2 separate regions of the Homo sapiens genome follow, and region 1 is linked to region 2. Evidence: chromatin contacts called from ENCODE Hi-C or POLR2A ChIA-PET data. All regions are on one chromosome and are shown on one strand. The core of a region is the stretch at or near the end of the contact, and the rest is flanking DNA. Distances in the headings are between cores, read along the strand shown. Region 1 overlaps SEMA3A (semaphorin 3A). Region 2 overlaps SEMA3A (semaphorin 3A).

Region 1 (3,186 bases), core at 448-2,947, 99 kb after region 2:
TCAATGAAAAACCATTAAAAAATTGTGTATATTTAGAGATATACCTTGTAAATATTGTAAAATATTGATTTGGAAGAAAATTATTTAAAGCAATGGTCCATTTTTTTGTAGGTACACACACATAATTTTGCTTGCAGTTTTTTTTTTAACTTTTATTTTAGGTTTGGGGGTACACGTGAAGGTTTGCTTTATAGGTAAACTCGTGTCACAGGGGTTTGTTGTACAGGTTATTTCATCACTCAGGTATTGAGCCTAGTACCCAATAGTTATTTTTTTCTGCTTCTCTCCCTTTTCCCACCCTCCACCCTCAAGTAGAGTCCAGTGTCTGTTCCCTTCTTTGTGTTCATAAGTGGTTATCATTTAGCTGCCTCTTATAAGTGAGAACATGCAGTAGTTGGTTTTCTGTTCCTGTGTTAGTTTGCTAAGGATAAGAGCCTCCGGCCCCATCCATGTTCCTACAGGACATGATCTCATTCCTTTTTATGGCTGCATAGTATTCCATGGTGTACATGCACTAATTACATTTTTTAAATTCAGTCTGTCATTGATGGGCATTTAGGTTGATTCCATGTCTTTGCTATTGTGAACAGTGCTACAAAAAACATTCATGTGCATGTGTCTTTATGGTACAATGATTTATATTCTTCTTGGTATATACCTAGTAATGGGTTCACTGGGTTGCATGGTAGTTCAAAGCAGGGGACTCTTTCTAGAGGTCACATCAATACTTTAGGAGAGAGATGAGAAGACTTTTAATAGAAAACAAATAAATAAGTGAAAAATATTCTAAAAATTATTAGTAGAGAATTGGTAGTAATTGCCAGTTAAATAGATATGGGAGATGAAACTGAAAAGATGAAGGTGGAAAAACATTTTCTCCTCAAAGTCAGGGTTGAATAAGAGATACGAGGTACTTAATTTGATTTAAGGTACAGAGTTGAGGGCACTCCACACCACAGTGATGTTCGTGATGACTTTATGTATTTATGCTTGTAAGTCCAATATCCCAAAGCCTTTCACTTCTTATTCCGTCATTTGCCTTTTTGAGGAAAACTACGAACCGTTGCTTTTGGTTATGACCATTTAGTTCAAATAGACTTATTTTGTAGTGCTAGAAGGTAGCAATCTTTCCCACTATTCTCTTGATTAATGATTAAAAAGTATATTAAAATAGTAAATCAAATAACCAAATAGTGTAGAAGTACATGCAACTTAGAGACATATTGCAAATTACATAGGTGCAAACACTCCATGTAGCTTGAGGCAGTAGAAGGAACTCGGCTCTTGTTATGCCCTGGCTCTGCCAGTTACTAGTTTGTACCTTGAACATTCGCTGGGTCTTAATCCCAGGATTTCTTTCTGGGGTATGTGTGGATTAGATAATGCAGATAGTACAGAAGGAAAGGGTGCAATAAACAGTATCTATTATTTTCACTTGCCTTCTGTGTTTATCTTTCATTCTAATCAGCCCTTCTCTCTCTCCTGATGTGACTCATCTTGAACTTTTCTTGGGTTAAACTATCCCAAAGGCTATTCACAGTTTCCCAGCCAGCTAGCATCAGAAGTTTTTCCAGGCCCGTTCCTTGGCAGCCAGAGGTTATTCTATTCCACAGCCAAAAATGATATATCTCCTCTGCTTAGGCTGTTAGCTAAGAATGTGAGATGACCTTATGTTGCATTCCCTGCATTCTTAATGTGCTGAAAGTTCCCATTCATGGTCTATTGATTCTTTGGGGCTTTTGTTTTCTGTATGTTGTGGCATAGCTGAAAAGGGAAGAAACCAGTCACTGTGGCTGCCATCCTGGTGTGCTGGCAGTCATCTGGTGATAATTATTCCCCATTACCAATTTCCCAGCTAGTTTCTTTGTAAATATTTTGAAGCCTGAGGCTGTGATATTGGAAATATTAATATAGTTTTATAATTTACATAATTTATAATTAGTCTTTGTTCATCTTAGTTGTCTTTAGCAGGTTTTTAGAATCCTTATCAGCTACCAACTTGCTTCCACTGGTAATCTAAGTTTATGTTACCATTACTTATTTTTATTTATTTATTTATTCATTTAAAGACAGAGTCTCGCTTTGTTACCCAGGCTGGAGTGCAGTGGCACCATCTCGGCTCACTGCAACCTCCGCCTCCTGAGTTCAAGAGATTCTCCTGCCTCAGCCTCCCAAGTAACTGGGTCCACAGGCGCCCACCACCATGCCCGGCTACTTTTTGTGTTTTAGTAGAGACGGGGTTTCACCATATTGGCCAGGCTGGTCTCGAACTCCTCACCTCAAGTGATTCACCTGCCTCGGCCTCCCAAAGTTCTGGGATTACAGGCATGAGCCACCGCACCTGATCTTATGTTACCATTAACTTTTAAACATACATTTGTATACAATATTTCACAAAGTTTTAAAAACAATGTTATAAAATAATAACAGCTAGCAATTTTGAAGACCAATAATATGCTTGGCATTGGCAGATAGATAGATGTATGTGTATTCCCTAATTAATTCTCCCAACACTCCTCAAAGATATGTACTTTCTGATAGTCAAGTAACTGAGGCTAGTTGATTTTTTTTCTTTTTTCTTTTATTGTGGGGGGGCATTGGGTGTGCAGGGACAGAGTCTCCTCTCTTGCTCAGGCTGGAGTGCAGTGGTGCGGTCTCAGCACACTGCAACCTCCGCCTCCTGGGTTCAAGCAATTCTCGTGCCTCAGCCTCCCGAATAGCTGGGATTATAGGTGTGTGCCACCATACTCGTCTAATTTTTTTTTTGTATTTTTAGTAGAGACGAGGTTTCATCATGTTGGCCAGGCTGGTCTCAACCTCCTGGCCTCAAGTGATTCACCCGCCTTGGCCTCCCCATGGTGCCGGGATTACAGGCGTGAGCCACCGCGCCCAGCCAAGTTGTTATTTTTGAAGTAACAAATCTAGTGACTGGGAGAAGCCTAATTTCTACCCATTTTCTCTGAATCCTATCACAGAACAGTTTTTATATAAGTACAGTGAAGGAAATACTTGCTTCTTTTTATGTTGCTTTCTGAAAGAGTTTTCCTTCATAGTTATAATGTCACTGGGACCTCCTTTAAAGTGTGAAGAAAAGAATGTGTATGTATATTTCTGTGAACTAATTTTTTTTTTTTTTTTTTTGAGACGGAGTCTCGCTCCGTTGCCCAGGCTAGAGTGCAGTGGCGC
Region 2 (3,274 bases), core at 26-2,525:
GTTTGCTGAATCTGATAGAGTGACACCAGATCATTTCACAGCACCTTGTAATAAAGATTCTGAAAAAATATAAATCATTATGATAGAAGTGCATAGAGAGACACACATTTTTAAAAGTGCAATGGTGTGATAACATTGCCTTAATAATGTTTTCAAAAATCAGTTAATTAATTAATTGTAACATTATAAAATATTTGTGCTTTGGTATTTCTTCATATTCTGCATTAAATCAATTCAAGATTTTGAATTTTCTCCATTATGATTTATATAGTGAAAGGAAAACAGAAGTTTTTATATATTTTATTTCAAGGAAAAATATATTTTTCTTCCAGCTCTACTCAATGTTAAAATGTATTTCATACTATTTTGCTGATAACCCTTATAGATCCTTTAATATTGCTTTTCATACATTTTTTATGCAAGATATATTTTATTCATTTATAATTTTATTAAAATTTATTTTAATTTTCAGTTAACCTCATTTAAGTAATGCCTCAGTTTACATATTTTGTGCACTTCAAGATGATTCATGGCATTCATTGGTTATTTTTGGATTTTAATTTACAGATGCAATTTTTGCATTTCTTTCTTAATATATGATTTTAGAAATAGCTATTGGATGGATCCCTGGGATTTGTAACATCCCTTCCTTAATAAACATAAGAAAATAAATAGCATTATTATTTTTAACAATGATTTAAATAAACAATAAGAAATAAATATTAAGAAGAAAGAGGCTTTTTCTTTCATTTGACACCTGATTTGCAAAGTGACACAACGGACAGTTTGATGGAAATTCTGCACTGTATCTTGGGTAAATAATAGTCAGCTGTGACTTACAGACAATAATTCCTTTCAAAGGGCTCGGGTAATACTGAAAACCACAAGAATGGATGTGAGTGGCTGTGGCAGCCATCAGGGCTCCAAGACAGAATTGTAACCAAAATAGGAACTGACCTGAACATTTATAGTAAAGTAAACAAACAACCTCCTTACTTGTTATCCCTGATTTCCGGAGCCTGCACTTACCATTTCCTACTGATTTCCTCGAAAAGTCCACTGGAAATGAAGTGCCTTTAAACAAGTCACACTGGGTAAAATGCTATCTCTGCAGCATCAGATTCAGATAGAAGGCTACAATAGGAAAAGAGGGGTCAAGACACTGGCTAATCTTATGCACTTTTAGAGTGGGCCATTCTTATGCCTAGTTAAGGAAAAGCTCATTCCTATGGCTATGACAACACAGTAAACCAGAAACCAGGACATGCCACTGGATTGAACCTACATAGTTTCTGTGTCACTGAGTATGGTATCATACAGAAAAGTGAAACGTCTCCGCATTCTCTCATGCAGCTGGGATAATATAACTCATCATTACTCTCTGCCGAGTTTTGCACCAAACACATATATTAAATCAGCAGCTGTAATTCAAGCAACTATTCCACAAAGAATGGACTTTGTTGTTAAAGAGGAAACCTGTAGCCTCAGGCACATAGTTATACTCTCTTGCTCTCTCTCTCTCTCATATATATATATCAGGTTATCAGATAAATATATATATATAAGGTTATCAGATAATATATATTAAACAATAAGAAATAAATTGTATATTTTAAATATATATATTTTATCTGATATATATAAAATATATGTTTATCTGATAACACTTATTGTTCTTTTAATATTGCTTTTCTATATATTTATATATTTTTTCTATATAGAGTGTGTGTGTGTGCCTGCGCATGCATGTACATGCATGTGCTGGTGATGACATTTCTGATATTCATCTACATTTAATTTTCTCTTGTAGAACTGAATGTACAGGATATAAAACAAATCATCATATTAATATGTCTTTTTTGGTATTGTAGATTCTAAACCTTCAAATTGCTGTGGCATTTTTAGCATTAGAGTAGTGAAATGCTTATGAATTTTTCCATTGCTGTTACTTGAGAGCTGTTATTTGAAAAATATATATATAATGCAGTATATAATACTGTTGGACAGAGACCCTGGATAGGGAAATAAATACAGTCGAGATACCTGTATTCTGGCTGCTGTTATTCACCGTTACTCCCATTTTCGGTATTTTTCTAGTGCTTAAAATTCAGTTGGTTATACACAGTAACATTTCTATTGATGGATTAACTTCATTGACCCTGTTTTGCAAATGAAAGCTGAATACATTCTAAGCTGGTAAAAGAATCTGTTTTGAATCAATAGCTCTCTGAATCTTCTTTGTTTATCCTACTAAACCATCTCTCTTTGCACTAAATTTCAGTAAAACCAAATGGCAACCGTATGACTGTTAGAAATATTTTGAACATCATTGGAAATCAAAATTTCAACCATCTGAGAGGAACAAAAAAGCAGACTCTCATAACATTCTGATTCTTGGATACATTTCAAAGTGTTGTATCATGCACCTGAACTTTGAGACTTTTTAAAATTCTTGAGGGATTTATTTTTATATATTTGTCCTTAGTTGTTACTCCTCTTAATGATATGATATATTATAATGTCTATCATGTTTACTGTGGCTCAAATTGCAGGACCTCAATAGCACTAATTTTTGCCAAGTGAATGCAATGAGAATTTAAAGCTGCACATGCATCTAAAGTTACAGTGCATTCCAAAATGCCTATGTCAACCCTTAAATTTCATTACTTTTTCAAAGGTCAAATTTGACATGAACTTTCAATTTTTTAAATTTTATTTTAGACATATTGAGACATAATAAAACTGTATTAAGTGGATAATTAGAATTACCTTCTAATTTGGGAGCCTATCAAATAATAAAATTACATTACATTTCAAAATCCTCATGTATAATTGTTGGAATATAGTTTTTCATGGGTCTTCACATTTCTCACATCTTATGAGCAGACGCCCTGACTAGCTTTTTGCATGCTTTTTTAAAAAAAGATCTCTATGACTTTTTAATGATTGCCATTCTAACTGGTGTGAGATGGTATCTCATGTGGTTTTGATTTGCATTTCTCTGATGGCCAGTGATGATGAGCATTTTTTCATGTTTCTGTTGGCTACATAAACGTCTTCTTTTGAGAAGTGTCTGTTCATATCCTTCGCCCACTTTTTGATGGGGTTGTTTGACTTTTTTCTTGTAAATTTGTTTTAGTTCTTTGTAGATTCTGGATATTAGCCCTTTGTCAGATGGGTAGGTGTGGAGAAATAGGAACAGTTTTACACTGTTGGTGGGACTGTAAACTAGTTCAACCATTGTGGAAGTCAGTGTGGCGATTCCTCAAGGATC

Evidence for each region. A loop is a pair of places that touch in the nucleus more often than their neighbours do. ChIA-PET counts read pairs that join two places held with the same protein, here RNA polymerase II (POLR2A). Pooled maps may share reads with other maps.
Region 1: a loop to region 2 is called in a map of endothelial cell of umbilical vein, with 6 times the contacts of the local background. The contact joins two enhancer-like sites. A Hi-C loop is called at or near these places in 3 of 168 maps with a recorded cell type or tissue (Right ventricle myocardium inferior, cardiac septum and endothelial cell of umbilical vein) and 1 of 50 pooled maps. POLR2A ChIA-PET finds 5 or more read pairs at or near these places in 2 of 52 experiments (HepG2 and T-cell).

The regions. Positions count from the first base shown.
Region 1 is chr7:84,023,967-84,027,152 of GRCh38, reverse strand. The region is part of intron 6 of SEMA3A (semaphorin 3A); the gene reads left to right. Among named protein-coding and RNA genes, the nearest start is that of SEMA3A, 170 kb to the left of the region's middle. Within about 2 kb of position 1,697, at least 8 of the 41 ENCODE cell types and tissues checked have a DNase peak (open chromatin) inside an H3K27ac peak, as active enhancers do; they include endothelial cell of umbilical vein, where a contact is called at or near this core.
Region 2 is chr7:84,122,077-84,125,350 of GRCh38, reverse strand. All of the region lies in intron 3 of SEMA3A (semaphorin 3A), which reads left to right. Among named protein-coding and RNA genes, the nearest start is that of SEMA3A, 71 kb to the left of the region's middle. Within about 2 kb of position 1,275, at least 3 of the 41 ENCODE cell types and tissues checked have a DNase peak (open chromatin) inside an H3K27ac peak, as active enhancers do; they include endothelial cell of umbilical vein, where a contact is called at or near this core.